Linked DNA regions of Homo sapiens: region 1 is linked to region 2. Evidence: read pairs that join two places in POLR2A ChIA-PET (ENCODE). Cell type or tissue: K562. All regions are shown on one strand. Links, peaks and the distances in the headings refer to the core of each region. The heading gives the core; the rest is flanking DNA.

Region 1 (7,348 bases), core at 1,559-6,558, 62 kb after region 2:
CCAAGCGATTCTCCTGCTTCACCCTCCAGAGTAATTGGGATTACAGGCACCTGCCACCACGCCTGGCTAATTTTTGTATTTTTAGTAGAGACAGGGTTTCAACATGTTGTCCAGGCTGGTCTCGAACTGCTGACCTCAGGTGATCCACCCACCTCGGCCTCCCAAAGTGCTGGGATTACAGGCGTGAGCCACTGCGCCTGGCCCATTTTTAGTATTTAGTGGAAGTTTGGTGCATTGAGATTTCCTTTATTCTTTCCTTTTTTTTTTTTTTTGAGACAGAGTTTCACTCTGTCACCAAGGCTGGAGTGCAGTGGGGCAATCTCAGCTCACTGCAACCTCTGTCTCCTGGGTTCAAGCAATTCTCCTGCCTCAGCCACTGGAGTAGCTGGGGTTACAGGTGCCTGCCACCATGCCCAGCGAATTTTTGTAATTTTAGTAGAGACGGGGTTTCACTGTGCTGGCCAGGCTGGTCTGAAACTCCTGACCTCAGGTGAGCCATCCGCCTTGGCCTCCCAAAGTGCTGGGATTACAGGCATGAGCCACTGTGCCCGGCCCAGCTTGACTTTTAGATATAATGTTTCAGTTTTTAGTAGAGATGGGGTTTCACCACATTGGCCAGGCTGGTCTCGAACTCCTGACCTCAAATGATCCACCCATGGTGGTCTCCCATAGTGCTGGGATTACAGGCATGACCTGCTCCGCCTGGCCTGGGGCAGGTTTTCTGCCAAGTGCTTTAGATATATTTGCTAATGTTATTCACACTTGCTCTATTCCTGGCCTGGATAAAGCGCTTCTCAGGGATTAGCTGTCTGAGTTCTAGCTCCAGAAGAGTGAGAAAGGAGGGGCTGCGATGTTTGATTAGTCCTGTTATACATGGGAAGAAACTGAGGCTCTGAAAGGTTTTGTCATTTGTTTGAGGAAATGTGGTGAGCAGAACTTGGACTTGGCACCCCCCTACCCCAGAAGCTGGGTTCTTCATCGCTATGTTCTTTTGTTTCCTAAATGCACTAACTCACCCAGATGTCACAGCATCTCTATGAGAGCTGCACTTCTGTTTCCCGTTTCTTCTGTTTTTTTTTTTCGAGACAGAGTCTTGCTCTGTCACCCAGGCTGGTGTGCAGTGGTGGGATCTGGGCTTACTGCAGCCTCTACCTCCCAGTTTCAAGCGATTCTCCTGCCTCAGCCTCCTGAGTAGCTGGGATTACAGGCACCTGCCACCACGCCCAGCTTTGTATTTTTAGTAGAGACAGAGTTTCACCACGTTGGCCAGGCTGGTCTTGAACTCTTGACCTCAAGTGATCCATCCGCCTCGGCCTCCCAAAGAGCTGGGATTACAAGCATGAGCCACCACACCTGGCTAATGCTCAGCTAACGTTTTAGGAGGGTGGATCACCTGAGGTCAGGAGTTCGAGACCAGCCTGACCAACACGGTGAAACCCCATCTCTACTAAAAATACAAAAATTAGCTGGGTGTGGTGGCGGGTGCCTGTAATCCCAACTACTCGGAAGGCTGAGGCAGGATAATTGTTTGAACTTGGGAGGCGGAGGTTGCAGTGAGCTGAGATTGCATCATTGTACTCCAGCCTGGGTGACAGGGCAAGACTCCGTGTCAAAAAAAAAAAAAAAAAAAAGAAAGAAAAGAAAAGAAAAGAAAAGAAAAAAAACAAAAGCAAGCAATCAAACTGGGACTCAAATCCGGAAGCAAGAACGATGTGAGAGGAGTCAGGGGTCGCCAAACACTAATTTAGATCTTCACACCCAGCTGGGTGGACCTGCCAGAATAAAGGTGGGGAATAGCACAGGAATGAGGAAGCTCTTTATGTTCACAGCATCTTGTGTGAGAAAAAAAAAAAAAAAAAGCGGAGTGTACAGTATGTACTCCTTGTGTAAAAAAAGAAAAATGTATTCCCCGCAGCATCTCAGGAAAGGCGCAGGAGAGACGGGGAACATTCGTATCCAGTTCGGGGGTGTGGAATCGGATGGTAGGGTGGGAGGGAGGACTTTCACTCTCTGTATCCTTTCCAGTGTTGTATTGTGATTACACAGTCAAAAAATAAAACTGAAAATTTAGAAATTGTGTTTATGCTTATGTAAGCACAGACTCATCTCTTGGAGGAAGCACAAAAATGGTTTTTTTAAAAAAGGAAAAAAAGGCCGGGTGCAGTGACTCACGCCTGTCATCCCAGCACTTTGGGAGGCTGAGGTGGGCGGATCACTTGAGGTCAGGAGTTTGAGACTAGCCTGGGCCAACATGATGAAATCCTGTCTCCACTAAAAATACAAAAATTAGCCGGGCGTGGTGGTACGCGCCTGTAATCCCAGCTACTAGGGAAGCTGAGCCAGGAGGGTCGTTTGAGCCTGGGAGGCAGAGGTTGCAGTGAGCCGAGATTGCACCACTGCACTCCAGCCTTGGCGACAGACCGAGACTCTGTCTCAAAAATGAGAAAAGGAAAAAAAAAAAAAAAAATCTGTGATGCCAATGCCAGTGTCTATAGTGGTGCAGTAGGATGGGGAACTTCAGGGCCAGGGGAAGGATGGGAGGACTCGGCTTTTCACCATAGGCCAAATGGACCTATTGAGTGCTGTTCTATGATTATAAAAAAAAAACACTGCTGGTATTGTAATGCAGGTGGGTCAAAGAATGAGTCAGTTGCACACGTCCTGTCATGGAAGGAGCTCTGAGACCTGATCAGAGATGCAGCATGGAAAAGTGAAATAAATCCATTAAAGAAAGCCCAAGGCTGAGCCTATAATCCCAGAGCTTTGGGAGGCCAAGGTGGGAGAATCGCTTGGGGCCAGAGCAACATATCAAGATATCAAGATATCGGCCAGCGCAGGTTCACGCCTGTCATCCCAGCACTTTGGGAGGCCGAGGCAGGTGGATCACTTGAGGTCAGGAGTTCAAGACCAGCCTGGCCAACATGGTGAAACCCAGTCTCTACTAAAAATAAAAAATTAACCAGGCATGGTAGCACACGCCTGTAATCCCAGTTACTCGGGAGGCTGAGGCAGGAGAATCGCTTGAACCCAGGAGGCAGAGGTTGCAGTGAGCCGAGATTGCGCCACTGCACTCCAGCATGGGCAAAAGAGCAAGATTCCGTCTCAGGAAAAAAAATTAAAAAAAAAAAAAAAAAAAAAGGAAGGTAGAAGTGGCTCACGCCTGTAATCCCAGCACTTTGGGAGGCCAAAGCAGGCACATCACGAGGTCAAGAGATCAAGACCATCCCGACCAACATGATGAAACCCCATCTCTAGTAAAAATACAAAAATTAGCTGGGCGTGATGTCATGTGCCTGTAGTCCCAGCTACTCAGGAGGCTGAGACAGGAGAATCACTTGAACCCGGGAAGTGGAGGTTGTAGTGAGCCAAGATTGCACCACTGCACTCCAGCCTAGGCAACAGAGCAAGACTCCATCCCCCTCCCCGCAAAAAAGTTAACATATCAACAAATCATCTCTACAAAAATTAGACAAATTGGCTGGTTGTGGTGTGGAGTGCCTGTGGTCCTAGCTACTCAAGAGGTTGAGAGGCGGGAGGATTGCTTGAGCCCAGGAGTTTGAGGCTGCAGTGAGCTATGATCCTACCACTGCACTCCAGCCTGGACAACAGAGTGAAATCCTGTCTTCAAAAAAAGAAATTAAAAAAAAAATCCTGAGTGCGGTGGCTCACACCTGTAATCCCAGCACTTTGTGAGGCCGAGGGGGCGCCGATCACTTGAGGTCAGGAGTTTGAGGCCAGCCTGGCCAACATGGTGAAACCCCATCTCTATACTAAGAATACAAAAATTAGCCTGGCGTGGTGGCGCACGCCTGTAATCTCAGCTACTTGGAAGGCTGAGAATTGCTTGAACCTGGAAGGTGGAGATCGCAGTGAGCCGAGATTGCACCACCGCGCTCCAGCTTGGATAGAGCGAGACTCTGTCTGAAAAAAAAAAAAAAAAAAAACAAGCCCAAGACTTTGGGAAAAGTTTGCATGTGGGTGCACCAGATATCCGGCCAAGATAGACAAGCCAAGTAGTGGCCTTTGAGCAAAAAAATGCATGTGTGAAAGGTCTTTGGGCCCTTTTACCACCAAGATTTTCCCCTCAAAATCCCACCGTCCCACTCCTCACACTGCTACCTGGTAGGTTGCTTGGCCGTGTTTTTTGTGAAGTTCCCAGAATTGTATATACCTCAAGGCTTCGTGCACCTTTATGTTTGTGACACTTCAGTATGAAGTTCACAGGGACTTGGTGTATAATGGAGACTTGGGGGTGGGGATGGCAGCCCTGGGATTTGTGTCACCAATGAGGTCAGGTCAGTTCCGCAATAAATGTGACCTTGGCGTGTGGGATACTTTGGTAAACATCTCTTAGCTCTTGATATTCCAGGGTCACCTCCTGATTGGGCTGGCGTCTCCTGGCTTAATGTGGCTGCTCTTCAAAGTCACCCCTGCAATGTCTTTAGGGAAAAGCCCTCTAGACTTGACTTGTCCAACAGTTGCCACTGGCCACATACATGTGTGGCTGCTAAGCAACTGAAGTGTGGCAGGACTGAGGAACTGATTCTAATTTTATTGAATTTGTAAGATGTTTAAGTAAACGGTATATAGAACGTTCTAGTCATTGCAGAAAGTTCTCCTGGACTGGCAGGGCTGCCCCTAGCCTGTTTTCAGCGCTTCAACTGTTTCAGTGGGAAGGGAAAGCAACTCTTAGCTTGACACTTTTTTGTGAGACACAGCCTCGCTCTGTCACCCAGGCTGGAGTGCAGTGGTGGGATCTTTGCTCACTGCAACCTCTGCCTCCCATGTTCAAGTGATTCTCCTGCCTCAGCCTCCTGAGTAAATGGGACTACAGGTACGTGCACCACGCCTGGCTTTTTGTTTTAATAGAGACGGGGTTTCACCATGTTGGCCAGGCTGGTCTGAAACTCCTGACCTCAGGTGATCTGCCCGCCTTGGCCTCCCAAAGTGCTGGGATTACAGGTGTGAGCCACTGCGTCTGGCCCAGTTTGACTTTTGGATACTGTGTTTTAGTTTTTTTTTCTTGATACAGGGTCTCACTTTGTCACCCAGGTTGGAGTGCAGTGGCACAAACACAGCTTGCTACTGCCTCCACCTCTTGGGCTCAATTGATCCTCCTGCCTCAGTCCCATAAATAGCTGGCCCTACAGGTGTACGCTGCATTCTCCGGCTGAATTTTTAAATTTTGTAGAGATGGGGTTTCACAATGTTGTCTAGGCTGGTCTCAAACTCCTGAGCTCAAGGGATCTACCCACCTTGGCCTCCCAAAGTACTGGGATTACATGCCTGAGCCACTGCTCCTGGTCTATATACAGTGTTTCCACTTTAGAACATTTTGTAACAAAGCAGCAATACATTGTTTTAAGCCTGAGCAATTACTTTATAATAAAACCAGTTATTTTAAAGAAAGTTACAAAGTAAAAGCAGCTTTAGTAGCCTGCAAATAAAGCCAAGGCAGGAAATGGGTCCTCTCTACAGTGGGGCTAGTCCTGGGCAGGACCTTGAGCTCCGGTTTGGCCAGCCTTCAGGACGCCCAGCCCGTTCTAGCAGGGAAGGAGTGATAAGGAATTAAGAGGCCAGACCCTGGGTTGGCCCCTTGGCCCCAGAGCCAAGGTCTGCTGAAAAAGCCAGGGACCCTGAAGAAAGGCAGAATTAGGAGCCAGACCCTGCCTCTCCCCACCGCTACTTTGACTCCAACCTTCATCAAAAAATGATCCCCAAGGCCACTGTGCTTGGGTCTCTGGTTTTTTGGACCCCGAGTCTGGGTAGAAGTTCTCCAACCCACTTATGGCTGAGGAAGGGAGACTTACGTTTCCCTTGCAGGGCACTTGCCTCCTGCCCATCCCACCCTCTCACCTTGATTGAATTTGGAAGGATGCCCAGCTCCCCACTCCACCCCCAAAACCAGCAGAACCCTCAAACAGAGTCACAGGACCGCTCCCCTGAGGTTTAGCATCAGTCTTTAATGCTGTCGCACTTCATTGACTAGTCACACACTTTGGTCTCATGTTGGCAGTGGCAACTTACAATGAGTCTAAAGGTCTGAGCACTGGACTGGCCTCCAGGGAACAGACATTTGTTCCAACTCCCCTTCCCTCCCCAAGATTTCTTCAGAATTCCATTATGGCCCTATACAGAGAGCACTGGCTGCCGGGGACAGGTTTTGAGTGTACACCAACTATACATGGAATTATAAAAACATATTTACAGACGTTCCACAGTGCTCCTGTAATCAGAAGCAAAGACCCTTTTATCAAAAGGGATTGTATCTAGGGCTGTGCAAAATTCAAAAGGATCAGATCCCTTTGAAAGAGTCCATAGTCCATGAAACAAAAAATTACCTGGGCCACTGGTAAGCCCCACGTGTGCCAAGATTGCCTTACAGAAATGTAAAGAGTGTGACCCACAAAGTGAGGACATTCAGCTTCACTGGAGCCAGAGGTCAGGAAGGCCCCTTGCTGAGGCCAGGCTCCCAGACCATCAAGGGAGAGGTGGCTGCACTTGCTGGAGTCACTCACTGGAGGCTGGCTCCCTTGGTCCTGCTGGAACGAGAGGTATTGCTTGTGGACGCCAACCAGGCAGTTCTGCAGGAATAGTTTAGGTTCTCAATTTGAGATGGCCAAAGAGAAGACAGAATTCTCCAGGAGAAGAGCAAGACATGGGAGACAAATACAGAATAAAGCACAAACTGATCACACAACAGAAAAGGAGGAGTGTACAGGGTCTGGGAATCAAGACTGCAGGTTGACATTATCTACCAGCCAGAAGCAAAAAGACACAGAGGGATCAAGTCCATCTGCTGGTCTGCCTCTCACCCCTGGCCAGGGACTGGAGGTGGATGTGGGCCCATCCCGGGAGGGCTGCCAGACCCAGTGGGGCAGACTGGAATGCCTTTTCCTGCTGTTCCCACCACCTGATGCCCTATAGCTCGAAAAACCACTGAAGTCTAGTGTGCGACTTTGAAAGATTGTAATATATGCTCTGGAAAACATTCAGCAGTACGAAAGCCCTCCCTGGGCCCTCCCACCCTCTCATGGTCCACAACTGGTAGAAAGGTCCAGAAATCCTTGAGCTCTGGAAAGGTCCCTGGTCAGTCCTTGGGGAGCTCAGATAGCTATATTGGAAGAACCTGCTCAAGTACGGTTCTTGATGTCTGGGGAATCCTTTCGGGGAAGATCACTTCAAACTCAATAATGAGGTCCCCACGTTTCTCGGGTGTTTTGGGGAGGGGGAGGCCTTCTCCAGGAACTTTTCGCCGCATGCCAGGCCTGATAACATCTTTGAATACGACGGGTATCGTCCTGCCGTCCAGAGTGGGGACGTTCACTGTGCAGCCACACAGAGCCTT
Region 2 (7,348 bases), core at 1,551-6,550:
CAGCCCCGGATGACACCCAAGGTGAGTCCCTTGCTTCCAGGCAGCTTAGCCTGCATCTCGCCTTGCAGGGCTCAGCCTCCAGCTCCATAATGAGTCCCTTTCTGGGGCAGGGAGGTGGGTCCTGTGACCCACTGTGAGACTTCAACACATTCCTGACCCTCTCTGGGCCAGAGCTTCCCATTTTGTCCCATGCAAAGTTTGGATTACATCAGGGGTTGGTAAATTACCACCTTCAGACCAAATCTATCCATTGTCTTTTTTTTGTCAATAAAGTTTTATTGGTACCCAGCCACGCCCATTCATTTACTATGTTTTTGACTGCCTGACTATTCTGAATAATGACCCTGGCACTTGGTCACAGAGAGTCAGACACTCACAGTCACACTGTGTCCACATGTGTCACTCACCTGGACACCAATAACACAGACACAGTTCCAAGGAAGTTGATAGTCACAGGTATGTTGCCTTATAAACACAGTCTCGGCTGGGTGCAGTGGCTGACGCCTGTAATCCCAGCACTTTGGAAACCGAGGCGGGCGGATCATTCGAGGTCAGGATTTCGAGATCAGCCTGGCCAACATGATGAAACCCTGTCTCTACTAAAAATGCAAAAATCAGCTGGGCGTGGTGGCACGCAGCTGTAGTCCCAGCTACTCAGGAGGCTGAGGCAGGAGAATCACTTGAATCCGGGAGGCGGAGGTTGCAGTAACCCAAGGTCGCCCCACTGCACTCCAGCCTGGGCAACAGAGTGAGACTCTGTCTCAAAAAAACACACACAAAAAAACACACAGTCTCACTGTCACCCCTAGACCTGCTGCCACATGGCGCTTTATCAGTCACTGGGACTTTTAGGAATAAAGTCATCCAGTCACCCATCCTTGCGACAACACCCAGAGACAAAGGAATGTGTGATCCTACCATCACACATAGTCACTGTGAAGTCCATGTGGATATCCACAGTACAGGCACACAATCACGTGCACCGTCGCACTGACACACACTGCAGGGACACACTTTTTTTTTTTGTTTTTTTTTTTAGATGGAGTCTCGCTCTGTTGCCCAGGCTGGAATGCAGTGGCACAATCTCTGCTCACTGCAACCTCTGCCTCCCGGGTTCACGCCATTCTCCTGCCTCAGCCTCCTGAGTAGCTGGGACTATAGGCGCCCACCACCACACCCGGCTAAATTTTGTATTTTTTTTTGAGACGGAGTCCTGCTCTGTCGCCCAGGCTGGAGTGCAGTGGTGTGATCTCGGCTCACTGAAAGCTCCGCCTCCTGGGTTCATGCCATTCTCCTGCCTCAGCCTCCCAAGTAGCTGGGACTACGGGCACCTGCCACCACGCCTGGCTAATTTTTTTGTATTTTTAGTAGAGACGGGGTTTCACCATGTTAGCCAGGATGGTCTCGATCTCCTGATCTCATGATCCGCCTGCCTTGGCCTCCTGAAGCGCTGGGATTACAGACTTGAGCCACCACGCCCTACCAATTTTTTGTATTTTTAGTAGAGACGGGGTTTCACCATGTTAGCCAGGATGGTCTCGATCTCCTGACCTCGTGATCCGCCTGCCTTGGCCTCCCAAAGTGCTGGGATTACAGGCATGAGCCACCGTGCCTGGCTGACACACTTTTTTTGTTTAGACAGGGTCTTGCTCTGTTGCCCAGGCTGGAATGCAATGGCGCGATCATAACTCACTGCAGGCTTGACCTTCTGGGCTCAAGCAATCCTGCTGAGTAGCTGGGACCATAGGCGTGTGCCACCACACCCAGCTTATTAAAAGAAATTTTTTTTTTGTAGAGACTAGGTCTTGCCCAGGCTGGTCTCAAACTCCTGACCTCAAGTGATCCTCCTGCCTTACCCTCCCAAAGTGTTGAGATTATAGGCGTGAGCCACTATGCCTGGCCTGTGCCCCTTTTCTTGACCCTGTGCTTGGGCATAAATGCATTTGTGTCTGTGACTGTGTTTCTCTGCCCCTATAATGGTGTCCCTGTGCCCAAGATGACAGGGCCGTGTCTGTGTAACAGAGTCTGACTCATGACAGTGTCTCTATGTGGCAGGGTGACTACATCTTTGTGACAGAGTATGTGTTCCTCTGGTGATAGTGTGCCTACGCTGGTGACAAAGTGGTAATGCCATGTGTCCCTGTGGGCGACAGTGTGACAGTGTCAGTGCGACAGTGCCTGCCTTACTCTCCTTGGGCCGCCATAACAAAGTCCCATAGGCTGAGTGGCTTAAACAACAGACATTTATGTTTTTCACAGTTCCAGAGACTGGCAGTCCCAGATCAGGGTACCAGCATGGTCGGTTCCTGGTGAGGGCGCTCTTCCTGGCTTACAGATGGCTTCCTTCTTACTGCTCCCTCACAGGGAGAAAGAGCCTTAGTGTCTCTTCCTCTTCTTATTTTTCATTATTAGTTTTTTGAGACAGGGTCTTGGTCTGTCACCCAGGCTGGAGTGCAGTGGCGTGATCACAGCTCACTGCAGCCTCGACTTTCTGGGCTCAAGTGATCCTCCTCGTTCAGCCTTCTAATAGCTGGGACTACAGGCACACGCCACCATGCCTCGCTAATTTATTTTTTATTTTTAGTAGAGACAAGGTCTCTCTATGGTGCCCAGGCTGGTCTCAAACTCCTGGCCTCAGGTGATCCTCCTGCCTCAGCCTCCTAAAGTGCTGGGATTACAGGCGTGGACCACTGCACCCAGCTTCTTCCTCCTCCAATAAGCGCGCTAATCGCATCATGATGGCCCTCCCTCCATGACCTCCTCTAACCCTAATTACCTCCCAAAGGCACTTGGAGAAGTCCAAGTGCCATCCCACTGGGGATTAGGGGTTCAACATAGGAATTTGGTAGGAGACAAACATTGAGTCTCTTAACAGTGTCTTTGTGACTGACACCGTCTGTGTAAATGTAGTATGCTGTGGTTGTCCAGATGTCCATGAGTGTCACCATGCCTGGTTGACTGTGTAACCTGGTGACTGTTCATTGGGGAATGAGGTGTGTCAACACGGGTATGACAGTATTATTATTTTTTTTTAATGACTTAGAGTCTCACTCTGTCACCCAGGCTGGAGAGCAATGGCGCAATCTTGGCTTACTGCAACCACCGCCTCCGGGGTTCAAGTGATTCTCCTGCCTCAGCCTCCTCAGTAGCTGGGATTACAGGCATGCGTCACTGTGCCCAGCTAATTTTTGTATTTTTAGTAGAGAGGGTTTCACCATGTTGGTCAGGCTGGTCTCAAACTCCTGACCTCAGGTAATCCACCCGCCTTGGCCTCCGAAAGTGCTGAGATTACAGGCCTGAGCCGCCATGCTTGGCCTATGATTTAGATGTTCCTGTCTGTTTGGGTGACAGCCCCTGGGTGACAGTGTCTGAATCTAGATAATGTGGCTGTCCCTGGGGGCCACAATGTGCCTGCGTCTGTCCCTGTGCAAATCACTGGAGGTGAAGAGGGACCGTGACAATGTGTGTGTCGGTAAGCGTGGGGTGACAGTGTGCCTGTGTGTCATTGCTCAGACTGTCCCCTGTAACAGGGTAACTTTTTCCCTAGGACTGGCCCTGTGAGTGATGGTGTTTGGATAAAAGAGTCTGGGTGGAAGTGTGGCTGCCTGCAGGTGACAGTGCGACAGTGTCACTGTGCCTGCCCCTTGGATGAAGCGTGATGCATCTTCATGATGGTTTGTCTGTGGCCCGTGCCTGTTCCTGCGAATGGCTGTGTCTGCGACTAGGTTGGTGGGGCGCTGCAGGCTAGCCTCACTGCCCTGTATTCCACGCTCACAGGGAGTCCTGACCTGGGGGCTGTGGAGCTGCGCATCGAAGAGCTGCGGCACCACTTCCGAGTGGAGCACGCGGTGGCCGAGGGTGCCAAGAACGTACTGCGCCTGCTCAGCGCTGCCAAGGCCCCGGACCGCAAGGCAGTCAGCGAGGTGAGGGGCGGAGCTTTCATTAGAGGCGGGGCTTCAGCAAGGGGCGGTGCTTCAGCAAGCGGCGGGGAGTTCACCAGGAACACCCACGGTGAGGGGTGGAGCCTCAAAGGGGGTGGGACCTTCATAAGGGGTGGGGCCTCAGCCAGGGTAGACTACTGTGAGGGGCAGGGCATCAGGCAGGAACAGTGCAACTGTGAGGGGCGGGGCCTCAGCGAGGGGGCATGGTTTCAGGCAGGAATGGCCCTCGGTGAGGGGAGGGGCCTCTCCAAGGGGCGGGGCCTGGTTTTCCCAGAGGTGGGACCAAGTTGGTTTGAGGTTTAGCCCTCTAGGGAGGAGCTCAGTGTGAGACTCAGCCTGGGGGTGGGGCCTAGGCCTGCACTTGGGAAGGGGCAAGCCTGGTCCCGCCCCCAGCCCCCACACTTCCCACCACAGGCCCAGGAGAAATTAACAGAATCCAACCAGAAGCTGGGGCTGCTGCGGGAGGCTCTGGAGCGGAGACTTGGGGAGCTGCCCGCCGACCACCCCAAGGGGCGGCTGCTGCGAGAAGAGCTCGCTGCGGCCTCCTCCGCTGCCTTCAGCACCCGCCTGGCCGGGCCCTTTCCCGCCACGCACTACAGCACCCTGTGCAAGCCCGCGCCGCTCACAGGTGGGTCTGAGACCCTACCCCACCCCTGCAGCCCTGGGCCTCCGACTCCTCTCATTTCCCCATTCCTGTGACCCCCGACTTCAATCTCCGCTCTCCCCAACCCTGGACTCCCATTCCACCACTGTCTCCTCCCCTCCTTTGCCCTCTGATTCTGGGCTCTTGCCCACCCCCCCCACACCTCAGTTTCTCCATCTCTCTTCACCTGGCCCAGTATTTTTCTCCCAGCCCTTGTTCCCCAGCCCCACCTCGGCCTCACAACGCTCAGCCATGAGCCTCCTACCCGCCTGCTGCAGACCAGCCAGCCCCACCTTCCACAGACCCCTCAGCCATCTACCCCTCCAGACCAGCCCCACCGTAGACCCCTAGCCCATCTTAGACCTCAGATTGTCCACCGAGTCCTCCCCTAGAACCCCTAGTCCTACCCTGTTCCTGCTTGCCTGGGCCTACGGCCTGTACCCTGAGCCTACGGCCTGTACCCTGAGCCTCTCTTCTGCCCCTAAACTCCCGCATCTGAGCCCCTCCTGGAAGGACTGCTTCTCTCATATTCTCCTATCCCAGCACGGACATCCCGGCCTCATGCCCCATGCTCCATTCTGGTTGTCCCTCACTGGCTCCCACTTGTACCATGGCTGCGTCTGGATGTGTCCCCTCCCCGCTGTGGTCCCCTCCGCTCAGCCTGCCCCAGAAGTGGCCCCCTGCTGAGCTTTCCCCTCCTGCAGGGACCCTGGAGGTACGAGTGGTGGGCTGCAGAGACCTCCCAGAGACCATCCCGTGGAACCCTACCCCCTCAATGGGGGGACCTGGGACCCCAGACAGCCGCCCCCCCTTCCTGAGCCGCCCAGCCCGGGGCCTTTACAGCCGAAGCGGAAGCCTCAGTGGCCGGAGCAGCCTCAAAGCAGAAGCCGAGAACACCAGTGAGTGGGCATCGTGGGCCCTGAGAAACGAGGTGGCATTGGGGACCTGGAATGCCCCATATTTGTAAACCTTTAAAAAATAAGCCAGGGGTCGGGTGTGGTGGCTCACACATGTAATCCCAGCACTTTGGGAAGCCAAGGTGGACGGATCACTTGAGGTCAGGAATTTGAGACCAGCCTGGCCAACATGGTGAAACACTGTCTCTACTTAAAAATACAACTTAGCTGGGCATGGTGGTGCACACCTGTAATCCCAGCTGTTTGGGAGGCTTAGGCAGGAGAATTACTTGAACCCGGGAGGTGGAAATTGCAGTGAGCCATGATCACGCCATTGCCCTCCAGCCTGGGTGACAGAGTGAGACTTTGCCTCAAAAGAGAACGAAAACAACAACAAAAACAAAAAAACAGGCCAGGTGCAGCAGCTCATGCCTGTAATCCCAGCACTTTGGGAGGCTGAGACAGGAGGATCACTTGAGGCCAGGAGTTTGAGACCAGCCTGGGCAACATAGCAAGACCCTGTCTCTACAAAAAATAAAATGTAAAAATTAGCCAGATGTGGTGGCCCACACCTGTAGTCCTAGCTGTTCTAGAGGTGGGAGGATCACTTGAGCCCAGTGAGCTATCATTGAGCCATTTCACTCTAGCCTAGATGACAGAGAGACCCTGTCTCTAAATTAAAAAAAAAGAAAAAAAACTTCAAGTTTATTTAGATTAAAAAAAAGGCTGGGCGTGGTGGCTCACGCCTGTAATCCCAGCACTTGGGGAGGCCGAGGCGGGTGGATCACGAGGTCAGGAGTTCAAGACCAGCCTGGCCAGCATGGTGAAACCCCATCTCTACAAAAAATACAAAAAAATTAGCCAGGCGTGGCGGCGCGTGCCTGTAATCCCAGCTACTCGGGAGGCTGAGGCAGAGAATTGCTTGAACCCAGGAGGCGGAGGTTGCAGTGAGCCGCGATTGTGCCACCGTACTCCAGCCTGTGCAACAGAGCAAGACTCCATCTCAAAATAATAATAATAATAATAAATAAATAAAACAAATTTAAAAAGAAAGGAAAACCAAACAAGAAACCAATATATCATATTCATTAGGATGACTAATACTATTTTAAAAACCCAACAAAACAAACAGAAAATAAGTGTTGGTGAGGATGTGGAGAGAAATCAGAACCTTTGTGCACTGTTGGTGGGAATGTAAAATGGTGCAGCCCTATGGAAAATATATTGGCATGGCCGGGTGCAGTGGCTCACACCTGTAATCCCAGCACTTTGGGAGGCTGAGGGGGCCAGATCACCTGAGGTCAGGAGTTCGAGACCAGCCTGGCTATCATGGCAAAACCCCGTCTCTACTAAAAATACAAAAATTAGCTGGGCATGGTGGTGTGTGTCTGTAATCCCAGCTACTCAGAAGGCTGAGGCAGGAGAATCGCTTGAACCCAGGAGGCAGAAGTTGCAGTGAGCTTAGATCGAGCCACTGCACTCCAGCCTGGGCAACAGAGCGAGACTCTGTCTGAAAGAAAGAGAGAGAGAGGGAGGGAGGGAGGGAGGAAGGAATATTGGCAGTTCCTGAAACAAGTAAAAACAGAGTAAGCAGTCCAGGCGCAATGGCTCACACCTGTAATTCCACCACTTTGGGAGGTCAAGGTAGGTGGATCACCTGAGGTCAGAAGTTCAAGACCAGCCTGGCCATCATGGTGAAACCCCATTTCTACTAAAAATACAAAAGTTAACCGGGCTTGGTGGTGGTGCACGCCTGTAGTCCCAGCTACTCTGGAGGCTGAGGCAGGAGAATTGCTTGAATCCGGGAGGCAGAGGTTGGAGTGAGCAGAGATCATGCTACTGCACTCCAGCCTGGGTGACAGAATGAG

What was found. ChIA-PET counts read pairs that join two places held together with the same protein. Peaks named below come from ENCODE experiments on the same cell type or tissue, not always from the same donor. Only the 100,000 strongest peaks of a DNase experiment are listed, where the experiment ranks them.
Region 1: POLR2A ChIA-PET joins it to region 2 with 5 read pairs; 10 of 35 experiments call an interaction of 5 or more read pairs at or near these places.

The regions. Positions count from the first base shown.
Region 1 is chr19:14,508,826-14,516,173 of GRCh38, forward strand. It overlaps DNAJB1 (DnaJ heat shock protein family (Hsp40) member B1), which reads right to left. Exons shown (of 3, transcript NM_006145.3): 3 at 5,944-7,345. The coding sequence ends at 7,115. Among named protein-coding and RNA genes, the nearest start is that of DNAJB1, 5.9 kb to the right of the region's middle. In K562, for the core only: a CTCF peak has its summit at 3,831; no DNase peak of the experiment used is centred there; H3K4me3 peaks cover 403 bases.
Region 2 is chr19:14,446,541-14,453,888 of GRCh38, forward strand. PKN1 (protein kinase N1) reads left to right here. Exons shown (of 22, transcript NM_002741.5): 4 at 1-21; 5 at 3,778-3,923; 6 at 4,356-4,569; 7 at 5,289-5,483. Among named protein-coding and RNA genes, the nearest start is that of PKN1, 17 kb to the left of the region's middle. RefSeq lists a silencer at 3,935-4,064 and an enhancer at 3,937-4,231. In K562, for the core only: no CTCF peak of the experiment used is centred there; a DNase peak (open chromatin) is centred at 4,011.